Regions from separate parts of the Homo sapiens genome. Here all the other regions are linked to region 1. A link is a contact called in ENCODE Hi-C or POLR2A ChIA-PET data. All regions are on one chromosome and are shown on one strand. Each heading gives the region's core, a stretch centred on a gene start or an enhancer-like site at or near the end of the contact. The rest is flanking DNA. Distances are from core to core; before and after follow the strand shown.

Region 1 (4,476 bases), core at 1-2,500:
TTCATCCACAGTATAGTGGACAACGGCCCAGAAGTCAGGGAAAACCCAGAGTTATGCCCCTAATTAAATGGTGTGACCCAAGGCTAGGTAAAAATACCCTCTGCACTAAGAGATGATACATGCTCACACCAGGAAATATTAATAAATAATAGGTACTGGCACCACTCCTTTGCACTTCTGTGGCTACTGTGACTTGGAGAAAATTACTTGACCCCTCTGCGCCTTAATTTCTGCTTTTGTAAATGAGGATAAACCAGAAGGCCGTTGTGAACATTAAATGAAATAAGGCTTGGGAAGTTCCTGGGTGAAGTCTCATTAAATGTTCCCTGTCGGTGTTAAACACTTCTTTCACATATTAGTTCCCTCCCTGAATCCACGAACACCCCGCAAAGCGAGTTTCCTTCTTTCCCCCCATGTCACCGAGAGGCAAACTAAGACTCGGCCGCCAAGGAGGCTGAGTGAAACGCGGATACGGCCCCAGTTCGAGGGCCCGTTGTTGTTTCTCTCCGAGCCCAAGGCGTGCAAAGAGCCCAGAAGAGGCGGGAGCCGAGGCAGGACAAGCTCTGCGCGCCTCCGGGAGCCCGTAGACCCAGTCCGGGTTAGGAGAGCCGGAAGCAGCCGCGGCCGGGCCCGCCTGCGGCCTCCCCGGAGCAGCCTCCGTTCCCCTCCCTCCGCCCCTCGCCGGGCGGGGCGGGGCACGAGCACAAAAGACTCCAACTTCCGAGCGGGCGCGGGCCCACCCAGCCAACTACTGGCCCAGACTTGGCCCGCGGAGAGAGCAGACAGGGAACGCCGGGAGCAGGACCGGGCGCGGAGGGCTGGGGCCGGGGACCCGGGGCGGCGGGTCCGAGTGGGAGAAAGGAGCGGCGGAGGGGGCCTAGAGTTACTCGGGCTCCCGGGACTCCCCGAAGGGCAGAAATAAGTTTCTAAAAATAGGCAGCGGCCTGCCGGAAGAAGTGAGTGAACGGAAAGGCACAAAGCACACACCCTCCCCGCACCCCTAAGGAGACGCCCGCAGTCCCCACTCACCCGCGCCGAGAGGTCTGGAGGAAGCCGCGCGGCTGGGAAGGAGGCGGTACTGCCGCACTCGGGGACGTAAGGGAGGGAGGAAAAGGGCGGCTGCGGCGGGAAGAGGCTGGGCACACGCGCGGGAGTCGTCGTCGTCGCCGTCGCCGCCGCTACCGCCCCCTCAGCTTCTCTGGGTTCCGCTGCCCCGAGCTGGCGCCGCTCGCGCGCCCCGCCGCACTGACAGCGGCGCGAGCCCCGCAACCGCGAGCCCTGCCCTCGGCCGGCACCACTGAGGCGCGCGGGGGTGGGGGCACCCGGAGCGGCTCCCCGCAGCTCGGCTCCGCCCGCCGCTCCGGCCCTGGTTCCGGGCTCTCCTCCTTCTCTGTCTCCTGGGAAGGACACGGTGACACGAGCACGAGGAGTCTGCAGCCCCGCCCAGAAACAGCCCGGCTTCCCAGGCGCATGGGCTCTCCCCACCCTCTCAGCCTGGCTTTGGAAAGGTCCAGAGCTTCGGCGGGGACGGGAGGAAGGCGGGGCCAGGGTGGGGCCTGAAAGGGAGGAGGGACTGAGACGCGGCTTGGGGAGGCGGGGCTGGGGCGGGAAGAGGGCAGCTTGCACAGGTTTGGAGCCGAAGTAGGGGCGGAGCTAAGATGGTGATGAGGCCCTGGGAAGAGGGTCGCCGGACCAGTGGGGAAGGCCGTGCAGGAGATGGAGAGCCGGGAACCAGGACAGCGCTTGAAAGGAGATGCTGTGGGCGGGGCTAAATGGAGAATCGCCCAGAGGGCGGAGCCACGGGTGGAGGGAGGCGGGGCTGAAGAGAAGCTTAGAGTGGGAGGAAGATGGAAGCGGGCCTGAAGGAGGCGGGCCCGGAAGCAGGGAGGGGAGGAGGGGCCCCGGGGGTGGCTACTCTGGGCGGGTGCCGGAAGGAGGCGTGCCCCAAGGAAGGACTGAGGGGTGGTGCTTGAGGTGGGCGGGGCCTGGAGATGGCGCTCAAATCTGCAGGCTGTGGGCGGTGCAGGAGGGATCCGGAAGAGACGAGGCAGGAAGAAACTCCTGGTCCTTTCGCTTTTAAGGAACGTGCCACCTAGACAAGGTGAGGGTCGCTCTTCGCTGCCTAATCTGGGACTGGGCGGAGAGGCCGCGCTAAGGGTGATCTCCGAAAAAGATGCAGGAGATGTTTTATAACTTGATCCAGGTGCTAGTCCTCTCTCCTACACATTTCTCCTGTCGGGATTTCTCACTTTCAGTGTTCCAGCCTCCGGTGAACCAGTCTTCCTAGTGAGAGCACGAGAAGCCCGTTGTCCTTCATTCCTCAGCTATGGATTTCCCTGAAAGTTGAGAACTGACCATATTCTCGATGCCTCCTCCGACCTGTGATTTCATGACTCACATCGCTTCCCCAGAACCTGCTTAACAGACGGGATTCCTGAGAATGGAGCAGAGTTTGAATTCAGAGTCCTGGCTTTGCCATACCAGCAGTTATAATTGTCCTTCTGTTGTTTGATGACCTCCCTGCCCTGCTTCAAAAGGAAGAGAAATCAAAGAGTTGACGACCCTGAGCGCAAGGCCTGGGACGTTCTTCCCCAAACTCGCTTTAATATCACCTTCTCAAAAGAACTCTTCCCTGAACACCTTGTCTCAAGATGTTCTCTAGTTTGTCTTCTTGTTCTGTCATTTATTTGTCTGTTCATTGTTTGTGTGTTTTTTGAGGCGGAGTCTAGCTCTGTCGCCTAGGCTGGAGTGCAGTGGCACGATCTCGGCTCTCTGCAACCTCTGCCTCCTGGGTTCAAAGCGATTCTTGTACCTCAGCCTCCCAAGTAGCTGGGATTACAGGCGTGTACCACCATGCCCGGCTAATTTTTGTATTTTCAGTGGATACGGGGTTTCATCATGTTGGCCAAGCTGGGCTCTAACTCCTGACCTCAGGGGATCTGCATTTGAGGATAAACCCTGTCTTGGCTCCTCCCTGACGGGGGTGAGAAGTAGCCCTCCTGGAATTGCCTCAAAGCCCCCGGTTATCACCAGTGTTCTCGGTTGCAAATTACGAAACATAAATAAACTCAGACTAACAGATGCAGCAAAGGAATTTATCAGGAAGGAATGGGGAGCTCCCAGAACTGATGGGAAGGCTGGAGAACCAGGCTCAGAAAATGCACTGAAGTGGTGAGCGCAGAGGCTTGAATGTTGCCAGGACTCTCCTCCCAGTCCTTTATCTCTTCTCTCTGTATGCGAGCTTTTCTCCTCAAGGCTAGGCACCTGGCTGCAGCAGCGCTCACCACTCACAACTCTCACCCGTTCCACCGGAGAGAGACTGAGGATTTCTGCTTCTGGTCTGAAGGACAAAATTTTAGGGAAAAACTTTGATTGGTCCAACATAGGTAAGTCCCCGTCCCTAGACCAATCATCTATGGGTGGAAAACCAGGTGCTGTGACTGGCCCAACTTAAGCCAGGTGCCATTCTCTAACCAATACTGTGAATAAGGAAGTGGGACGTACAGGGAGATGGCAGCCCCATCGGAACCATATGGTCAGAGAAAGATGCATTTCCCAAAAGATGGAGTTCATGCTCTGGGGCAGATTGAATAATAGATTTTCACTACACCTGCCCCAGAGTTACCCCCAACCAATACATTACTTACTGCCCAACTCTCATCATTCCTTCTCTGCTCAAAACCCTTCAATGGGCTGGGCGCGGTAACTCACGCCTGTAATCCCAGTACTTTGGGAGACCGAGGTGGGGGGGATTACTTGAGGTCAGGAGTTCAAGACCGGCCTGGGCAACATGGTGAAACCCCATCTCTACTAAAAATATAAAAATTAACCGGGCGTGGTGGCAGGCACCTGTAATCCCAGCTACTCAGGAGGCTGAGGTGGGGTAATCGCTTGAACCTGGGAGGTGGAGGTTGCAGTGAGCCGAGATCATGCCACTGCACTCCAGCCTGAGACACAGAGAGAGACTCCGCCTCAAAAACAGAAAAACAAAAAACAACCTTCAATAGCCTCCCATTGCCATGTCATCAGCATGGATCAAAAACTCAAATGTCATGCCGGGCACAGTGGCTCATTCCTTTAATCCCAGAATTCTGGGAGGCTGAGGCAGGAGGATTGCTTGAACCCAGGAGTTTGAGACCAGCTTGGGCAACATAGTGAGACCCTGTCTCTACAAAAAAAAAAATTTTAATTAGCTGGCATGGTAGCATGTGCCTGTACTTCCAGCTACTTGGGAGGCTGAGGCCAGAGGATCACTTGAGCCCAGGAGGCCAAGGCTACAGTGAGACATGCTCACACCACTGCATCCAGCCTAGGCAACAGAGTGAGACCCTTCTCAAAACAAATAACAACAACAGCAAACCCTCAGGTGTCTACAGGGGCTAGAAAGAAGGTTAGGCATGAGACAATAGGGAGTGGAGAGCACTGTCATGAACTGGAGGATGTGTGTTGCATACTGTTCCTAGAATGCAGGTGCTG
Region 2 (4,476 bases), core at 935-3,434, 2.5 Mb before region 1:
TGGAATGTCGGCACCACCCTCTGCCTCTGCAAATCCAGCTCCCCTCAAAGGGCTCTTGTTTCCTCTGGCTCATGCTCACTTCTTCCTTCTCAGACAATGCTTTTCCTCAGCAGACGCTTAATTACAGAGTGTCACACAGTCTCTCATAATTGTAGGCTTGTCTTCTTGTCAGACCATAAGTTCCTCAGGGCAGAGACGCCTTGTCTGTCTATTAATCCCCATCCTCTCAGAGCCTGGCCCAGGGCTAGGAAGGCAGGGCCGAGAGAAGGGGGGGGGAGAGAGAGAGAGAGAGAGAGAGAGAGAGAGAGAGAGAGAGAGAGAGGAGAGAGAGAGAGAGAGAGACAGAGACAGAGAGAGAGAGAGAGGAGAGAGACAGAGAGAGAGAGAGAGAGACAGAGAGAGAGAGAGAGAGAGCAAGAGCGAGAGACTCGCTTTGACCACTTGGGACCACTTCTCTTGCTCCTATCCCATGAGGAAACTGTTCACTGGCCAAACCAGACCTCAGGGCTCCAGGCCAGTGATGTACAGAGACGAGGGAGCCCGGGGGAGGGAGGCAGAGATGTGGCTCTAGTCTTGCTCTGGGATCCTAGGCATCCCTACCCGTCCCTGGGCCTGCCTCCATGCTGTGGAACAGCCATGTTTTAGCTCTAGAATGTGGCTTGTATTTCTCTTTAAGGTAGCCTTGGTTTCTAAGAATGGGTGGGTCTGTCTGTTAACACAGCTGATTCCAGCACAGGTTGAGTGAGGAAAGGCAGCCACAGTCAGGTCTGGGAAATCTGGGAACCCGAGAGAGATTTACACCACACACCTCATCAACCTCATTACATTCCTGTAAGGACTAGACTTCATTCCTGCTCAGGTGTTCAATTCCACAGCCTGCACCCTGGCCCAGTCTGACTTGACAGTGCCTGCTGCCAGGACCAAGTAGGGGAAAGGTGACTTGCTTCTGAAAACCACCAATCCCCACACAAAACAAAGCTGATGATGGTGATGACTGCCATTTATTGAGGGGCTGTTACTACACGAGTTCTCATTTCCATCCCAATCTGATAGGGAGGAAAACGGAGGTACAGAAAGCTGACTAATCCAAGGTCACACAGCAACAAGCTAGGCTGTCATGCAAACCAGGGTCCTCTCAGTTCAGCTTTTCCCAGGTTGCAGCCGACAGGCTCTCAGCACCAGCATCCTCTAGAGAGCTGGTTTAAAAACCTAGGGGCATGTGATTCCTGCCCCAAGACCTGCCAAATGAGAGTGTCTAGGGATGGAGCTTTATAAAGACAAGAAACCCAAATTTTATATATGAGAAAACTGAGGCACAGAAAGGTGGCGTGACCTGCCAAGGTCATGCCGTAAGCATCCTCAGGAGTCCTGCTGGGACTCCAGAGCCAGCAAGGACAAACTTCCTGGGGGAGGTGGCATTTGACAGTGTGGGCCTCTAGGGGAAGAGAGGGCACTATAGGGGAAGAGGACAGCATTAATAAAGGCTGAAGCGGGAAAGGACAGGCAACAACTTCTCAAAGTGGCTAGGGGAAGGAAGAAATACATACAGAACCACGATGACAGCCTTCCCGCAAGAGCCCATCTGAGCTTCTGGGAAGAAAGCCTGTGTGGCATTTACAATCTGCAGGTCTCCAGCAGTGGCCCTCTGGGTGTGTCTGGTTGCTGCTCAGGATGAGAAAGCCACGGGAGGTGGTGACTCAGTCCCCACCCAGCCTCCAGATAGCCTCCTTTTAAATTCAAGATGAGCTCAGAGACTGGGGAAATGTCAAGAAAACCCTCCTCCCAGAACAGATGGGAACAGACCCAGGGAAGGCGGCCTGAGGGGTAGGCTATCAGGCAGAAGCCATAAACCTGGAGAAACGCTGCGGGCTGTGGAGAAGAGGCCTGGGCTACAAGTTTGCCTGTCACTGCTGTGGCTGTGGGCCCCTGAGCAGGTCCTTGTCTCTCTCTGGGCCCCCTATTTTTCATTCACCTGTGAAACAGGGAGAACTCCACTGGCTTCCGACTTCCAGGCCTGTTGGTGGAGAACAATGGTCGGGAAAGAGCCTGGCTGATTACACAATGCCTCACACAGCCTGGGAGAGATGAGAAGATCACTCCTATTACTATTAGAATAGCCACAGGTGCTTTCCTAGTTATCTAAACCCCAACCACAGGGCATGCGGGGGTGGGGGGGATGGGGGGGGAACTGGGCTGTCTAGTTCCTACAAAGAGAAAAGTCACCCAGATGTTTTTGGGAAGGGAAAGTTCACATTTATTAAGTGCCTACTGTGCACCAGATTTAAAAAAAAATACATAATCTCATTTAATCCTCATCATAATCCTGTAGTACAGATCTTGAGTCCAGATAAGAAAACTGAAGCTCAAAGAAATAATTTGCCCAAGATTACAAACGCAGTGAATGATGGAGACTGATTAAAACCAGGCGTTTGTGGTTCTGAAACCCAGAGTTTCTACTCTCTGGAACAGTTTCTTCTTTTTTTTTTTTTGAGACAGAGTTTTGCTTTTGTCACCCATGCTGGAGTGCAATGGTGCAATCTCAGCTCACTGCAACCTCCGCTTCCCAGGTTCAAATGATTCTCCTGCGTCAGCCTCCCAAGTAGCTGGGATTACAGGCGTGTGCCACCACACCCAGCTAATTTTTGTATTTTCAGTAGAGACGGGGTTTCACCATGTTGGCCAGGCTGATGTCGAACCCCTGACCTCCAGTGATCTGCCCGCCTCGGCCTCCCAAAGTGTTGGGATTACAGGCGTGAGCCAGCGCGCCCGGTCGACAGGGTCTCATTTTGTTACCCAGGCTGGAGTGCAGTGGCATGATCTCAGCTCACTGCAGTCTCGACCTCCTGACCTTCTGGATTCAAGCTGTCCTCCTGCCTCAGCCTCCTCCAAGTAGCTGGGAATACAAGCGCATGCCACCACACCCAGCTAATTTTTGTATTTTTTGGAGCAACAGGGTTTTGTCTTGTTGCCCAAGCTGGTCTTGAACTCCTGAGCTCAAGCGACCTGCCTGCCTTGGCCTCCCAAAGTGCTAGGATTACAGGAGTGAGCCGCTGCTCACACAATTCTTGAGGGATTCCATGATTTCAGAATCAGTCTTAGGATAAGGAATGTTATTCCCATTTTATGGATTAGGAAGCTGAAGCCCAAAGGAAAGTGACATCCCTAAAAGTGGGTGAGATGTGGGAACTGGGATCCTGCACCCCTCACTTCCAGGCCAGGCACCAAGCCCTTCTTCTTTTCCACTGCAAGTAGCTGAAGTAAAGCACCAAGCACAGCGTACACAGTAAAAAGGTCAAAGGATGTTAGAGATTGTCATTATACACCAGGGGCAGGTGATAACAGCATGACAGTGACTTCTTCAAAGGCAGTGCCATGGAACAGGACCCAGAAGTCCTGGCTCAAACCTCTGTGGGTCCCTGGCCCTTCTGGGCCTCATCTCTTCATCTGTAAGACAAGGCGCTTGAACAGCTGATCTCATTCCCTGCACCAAAGTTCTAGGACATCCTAAGCTCCTTGACAGCAAACCCCAGCTCTCTGCAGAACCTCTCTCGGCTGAGGTCTTTGTTCCCCTACTCTACAGGGGAAGCAGGAAAAGCAGCCAAGGCTCACAACTACAAAGTGACTTTATTCCAAGTGCCACTGTCCAAGCAGGGCCCACCCTTAAACAACAATGGGATGGAACATGGAAAATCCAACTGTCCCCCTGCACAGACATCCCGATGGGCACGCCCATCTATCTTTACAAACGGACTAACAAAGAACAAGCAGGATTGGGGCCTGAATTAAGAAACAGCCGTCTCCCTGCTCTATTGGAAGGGCAGGTGCATTCTCGAATAACCAGGTAGTGGGGAGGAGGTTAAAGAGCCCTGGACTGTAATGTCCTAGTCCTGGATCCCTGTCCCAGCTCTGGCAGGAGCCAGCCAGCTGTTTACCCTTGGGCAAGCTCCTCTCCCTCGATGGGGCTGTTTAAAGACAGGCTGACAGTTCACAAAGCGTGTCTACAGATGTTTCATTTGATCATCATGACAACAGTGTGAGGCCAGCACAATTATCCACTTTTTACAGATAGGGAAACTGACAGAGAGGACAAGGGTCTCGCTCAAGGTTACAACACCTTGAAGCTGGCAGAACCAAGGCCCCAGAGGTTAGACTACCAAAGTCAATCCTCAGGGTGGTCAGATTAAGAAGTCCTCTCCCTGCTCATCCTGAATCGAATCTCAGCAAGATCCAGGCAGCACAGACCTTTGTTCACTTGCCCACTCTGGTGTTCTGCAAAGTTCTGGCCATGAACCCCACAGCCTAGCTGCCTAGGAGGCTGACCCCACCCCCACCCCCCTGCAAAATTTCATTACTCAAGCTGGCAAGAACGCAGCCCCCACACCCAGCCGGGGCTAAATAAACGTCCAAATGATATCACATCCTGCCGGCTCCAAAATAGCCCGGCCTGCCCACAAGCGATCACAAAGTGCCAGGCCA
Region 3 (4,476 bases), core at 1,371-3,870, 2.3 Mb after region 1:
AGCAAGACTCCATCTCGAAAAACAGCAAAAAAAATGTAAATCAGAGCCAGGTGTGGTGGCTAATGCCTGTAATTCCAGGACTTTGGGAGGCCGACATAGACAGATCACTTGAGCCCAGGAGTTTGAGACCAGCCTGGGCAACATGGGGAAACTCCATTCTCTACAAAAAATACAAAAATTAGCTGGGTGTGGAGGTGCGAGCCTGTATTCACAACTACTGGGGAGGCTGAGGTGGGAGGATCACCTGGGATGGGGAGGTCGAGGCTGCTGTGAGCTGAGATCACACCATTGCACTGCAGGCTGGGTGACATACCCTGTCTCAAAAAAAAAAAAAAAAAAAAGGCCGGGCACGGTGGCTCATGTCTGTAATCCCAGCACTTTGGGAGGCTGAGGCAGTCGGATCACCTGAGGTCAGCAGTTTGAGACCAGCCTGGCCAAAATGGTGAAACCCTGTCTCTACTAAAAATACAAAAATTAGCCGGGCGTGGTGGTGTGTACCTGTAGTCCCAGATACTAGGGAGGCTGAGGCAGGACAATCACTTGAACCTGGCGGGCAGAGTTTACAGTGAGCCAAGATAGCACCACTGCACTCCAGCCTGTGCAACAGAGCAAGACTCCATCTCGAACAAACAACAATAACAAAAAAAAAAAAAAAAATGAGGAAAGAGTTCAACAGAAAGACCACCTGAAAAAGGGGTAAACAATATGAAGAAAATTCACCAATACAAGATCCACCACCCTCCAAAGAAAGACTAAAAAATATGACAAATTGCTCAACTTCATTCATAATAAAAAAAGAAATATGAAAGTGCCTTCGGTTTTTACCCATCTAATTGGCAAGGATAAAACATTTGATAACACACTGTGTGGTTCAGGGTGTAAGGAAATTGGCGGGGCGCGGTGGCTCACGCCTGTAAACGATTCTCCTGTAAGCGAGTCTGCTGCCTCAGCCTCCCGAGTAGCTGGGATTACAGGCATGCGCCACCACGCCCAGCTAATTTTTTGTATTTTTAGTAGAGACGGGGTTTCACCACATTGGCCACGCTGGTCTTGAACTCCTAACCTCAGGTGATCCGCCCGCCTCGGCCTCCCAAAGTGCTGGGATTACGGGCGTGAGCCACCGCGCCCGGCCTGTCCTATGGAGTTTACAATTAATAACTCTCTTAATCATCACAATAGCTCAACGAGAGAGGTTGGTACTATTACCCATTTTACAATTGAGGACATTGAAGCACAGAGCAGTTGAGAAACTTGCCTAACTAGCAGAGTTAGAATCCAGACAAAGTGCTTAACCACAAGGCGATGCTTCTTCTATATATAAACTGACGGACGGATGAAATAGGCTGATTGACTGATGAGTGACTGACTGACTGACTGAATGAATAAATGGAAATGTGATTATAAATGTTGATTTTTTGCGCCTCCCGATTCCCCAGATCTACCGCGAGGGGGCGATCTCTCCCCGGTCCTGATGCCAGTCACTCAAGGCGCGCACTCCCTTTGCGTCTCGGGCTCGCGCGCGTTGCCGCGGCACCGGAAGTGACTGAGCTTGCAAGTTCCCCTGTCTCTTCAGGGGAAACTGAGGCCGGCTTGTTCGGGAGAGACGGCGCGAGCAGTCAGCCAGGTAGGCCGGCAGCCAGGTAGGCCGGCCCGGGTCCGCGGCGCGGAACTCGGCCGCGAAGAGCTCTTGCGTCTGGAAGCTACCGGGCCGATGAAGGGGGATGTGGCCCCCCACGGCTCGCGGGGCTCGCAGGTGAGAGCGCCGCCTCCCCTGTGCGTGACAGCCGTTGCGCCCAATAGGAGCCTTCGCCGTCCCGCTTCCGTGCCGGCTGGGCTCGCTGATTGGCTGCGCTGGGGCGGACCGCCGGGGGCGAGGCCCCTCCTCTCAGGAAGGTCTAGGGGGCGCCCCCGGGGGAGGGCGGTTGCCTAGCAACGGGGCGGTGGCTCGGCGGGTACCCGGCCTAGTGAGCTCGAGAAGCCGCTAGGCCGCAGCCGGCCCACCCTGGGCTCCGGAGAGGTGCAGCCCCCGGCCCCGGAGCCCTCCCGGGGGCGCCAGAAAGCCACTTTGGGCCTGTCCCCAGGAAAACGTGGTCTCAGCTGTGGGGCCGTCGAGCAGGCCTCGACCCCTCTTCCTGACCTGAGGAGAGGCCCAGCGCCTCACCCTCACCCAGTCTTTGTGCAGGGCGCCGGCGGCCATTGTGTCCGGGCGGGGAATGGAGGACCCGGCAATCCCCAACTGCCACGTTCTGGGCCTTTGGGGAATTCAGAGCAAACCAGCGGCATTTGTTGGGGGTCTCCGGCCTTCAACATCACAGACAGGCCTGGGGGTGGCCTTCCCAAAGTCAGATTGCAGATCTGAGGCAGTTTCCCCCTCCCTGCGTCCCTCACTGAAACCTTGAACCCCATTGAGAAGTCCCTTTAGGGTTTCGGACGCCTCCACCTCACCCTGGGCTGGTGCTTAAATAGAAAAAAGAAAAACAAAAACCAACTAAATCCATACCAGCCACCTCCGGGAGAGTACTCCTGGCTCCCAGTAGGAGGCGGAGAGCCAAGGGGCGTGCAAGAGAGAGGGGGCTGGGCTCCCGGGTGGCAGGAGGCCGCGGCTGCGGAGCGGCCGCCCTCGATCCGGGCGATGGAGGAGGAAGCAAGCGAGGGGGCTGGTTCCTGAGCTTCGCAATTCCTGTGTCGCCTTCTGGGCTCCCAGCCTGCCGGGTCGCATGATCCCTCCGGCCGGAGCTGGTTTTTTTGCCAGCCACCGCGAGGCCGGCTGAGTTACCGGCATCCCCGCAGCCACCTCCTCTCCCGACCTGTGATACAAAAGATCTTCCGGGGGCTGCACCTGCCTGCCTTTGCCTAAGGCGGATTTGAATGTAGGTGGTGCGGGGGAGCGGGAGTGGGGCGGGGGGGACTGCCCAGGGAGTGACTTTCCGAGGAAGGCATTTCGGAGAAGACGGGGGTAGAAAAGGCTGGTGGGAGATTCAGAGTCCACTGGTGCTTTCGATTTGACTTAAGTGAAGTATCTTGGAACCTAGACCCAGACCTTCGTAAGACCCACAAAGAAACCAGTTCTGGTACCTGGAGGGGGAATGGAATTTTTAGGGTAAATGGCATGCATATTAATTATTTTTTTTTCCTGAAGCTCTTTCTCTCCCTTCAGAATCTTATCTTGGCTTTGGATCTTAGAAGAGAATCACTAACCAGAGACGAGACTCAGTGAGTGAGCAGGTGTTTTGGACAATGGACTGGTTGAGCCCATCCCTATTATAAAAATGTCTCAGAGCAACCGGGAGCTGGTGGTTGACTTTCTCTCCTACAAGCTTTCCCAGAAAGGATACAGCTGGAGTCAGTTTAGTGATGTGGAAGAGAACAGGACTGAGGCCCCAGAAGGGACTGAATCGGAGATGGAGACCCCCAGTGCCATCAATGGCAACCCATCCTGGCACCTGGCAGACAGCCCCGCGGTGAATGGAGCCACTGGCCACAGCAGCAGTTTGGATGCCCGGGAGGTGATCCCCATGGCAGCAGTAAAGCAAGCGCTGAGGGAGGCAGGCGACGAGTTTGAACTGCGGTACCGGCGGGCATTCAGTGACCTGACATCCCAGCTCCACATCACCCCAGGGACAGCATATCAGAGCTTTGAACAGGTAGTGAATGAACTCTTCCGGGATGGGGTAAACTGGGGTCGCATTGTGGCCTTTTTCTCCTTCGGCGGGGCACTGTGCGTGGAAAGCGTAGACAAGGAGATGCAGGTATTGGTGAGTCGGATCGCAGCTTGGATGGCCACTTACCTGAATGACCACCTAGAGCCTTGGATCCAGGAGAACGGCGGCTGGGTAAGAACCAAGCCCCTTGTGTGTCCCTTTTCTTTGGCCTCTGGTCAGAGATCCCCAACAGCCCTTCTTCTGTATCTCTTTCTGTTGTGTTGGGTGATTGTTGGAGACGTTGATAGTTGAGGAAACCTGACTGGCCTCATTTCACCACAAGAGGTTAACTCCTTGGAAATACAAATGACCCTGTGCTTCAGAGATCAGGCATCTTTCACCCTGGTCACCCCCATGACTCCACTATTCCATACTTGTGTTCCAGTTTCTCAGCAAAGAAAACTGTAGCCTATGTGTTCATTAAGTCCCAAACCTGTGAGGGTAGGAAGTTAGTTCGGTGTTTCCCTTACCTTATACAATGGTTCACACACAAAGGGGTGATGAGTATAATGCCTGGAGAAGATGATGAGCATCAATGACCCACAGACCTCTCCATCTGTTCCCCCCAAGGGGTCTCAGTCCTATCCTGGGCTTCTCTCCCCCAAATCAAGTTCCCTTTATTTCAAAGTTTGCGTGTATGGCACTCTCCTCTCAGACTAGGGCATGGCCATAGGCAGGAGTTCCCACTGGGTTGAATGGCTGAGAATTGTCAGATTTTGGGGCAGTGTAGGCTGTGCAGATTGTGTTTGCACTGCGCCCCCTAAGTTCATTTCCC

What was found. Hi-C counts contacts between places; a loop is a spot of excess contacts on that map. ChIA-PET counts read pairs that join two places held with the same protein, here RNA polymerase II (POLR2A). Pooled maps may share reads with other maps.
Region 2: a map of CD8-positive, alpha-beta T cell shows a loop between it and region 1 (18-fold over the local background). The contact joins the enhancer-like site here to the promoter of RALY in region 1. A Hi-C loop is called at or near these places in 3 of 168 maps with a recorded cell type or tissue (CD8-positive, alpha-beta T cell, gastrocnemius medialis and naive thymus-derived CD4-positive, alpha-beta T cell) and 13 of 50 pooled maps.
Region 3: a loop to region 1 is called in a map of CD8-positive, alpha-beta T cell, with 18 times the contacts of the local background. The contact joins the promoter of BCL2L1 here to the promoter of RALY in region 1. A Hi-C loop is called at or near these places in 1 of 168 maps with a recorded cell type or tissue (CD8-positive, alpha-beta T cell) and 6 of 50 pooled maps. POLR2A ChIA-PET finds 5 or more read pairs at or near these places in 1 of 52 experiments (Caco-2).

Annotation. Positions count from the first base shown.
Region 1 is chr20:33,990,685-33,995,160 of GRCh38, reverse strand. It overlaps RALY (RALY heterogeneous nuclear ribonucleoprotein), which reads right to left and starts at 1,250. Exons shown (of 10, transcript NM_016732.3): 1 at 1,030-1,250. RALY-AS1 (RALY antisense RNA 1) reads left to right here and starts at 794. Exons shown (of 2, transcript NR_109886.1): 1 at 794-956; 2 at 2,256-2,673. RefSeq lists silencers at 530-859, 1,080-1,129, 1,190-1,319, 1,500-1,609, 1,780-2,029 and enhancers at 1,807-2,333, 2,270-2,349.
Region 2 is chr20:36,462,864-36,467,339 of GRCh38, reverse strand. The region is part of intron 7 of DLGAP4 (DLG associated protein 4); the gene reads right to left. Among named protein-coding and RNA genes, the nearest start is that of MYL9, 76 kb to the left of the region's middle. RefSeq lists a silencer at 1,540-1,834 and enhancers at 1,725-1,904, 1,480-2,405, 2,406-3,332. Within about 2 kb of position 2,184, at least 25 of the 41 ENCODE cell types and tissues checked have a DNase peak (open chromatin) inside an H3K27ac peak, as active enhancers do; they include CD8-positive, alpha-beta T cell and gastrocnemius medialis, where a contact is called at or near this core.
Region 3 is chr20:31,721,012-31,725,487 of GRCh38, reverse strand. BCL2L1 (BCL2 like 1) reads left to right here and starts at 2,620. Exons shown (of 3, transcript NM_138578.3): 1 at 2,620-2,870; 2 at 3,140-3,833. The coding sequence starts at 3,270. RefSeq lists enhancers at 1,522-1,721, 1,491-2,245, 2,252-2,311, 2,246-3,001 and silencers at 1,752-2,201, 2,408-2,702, 2,602-2,711, 2,762-2,881.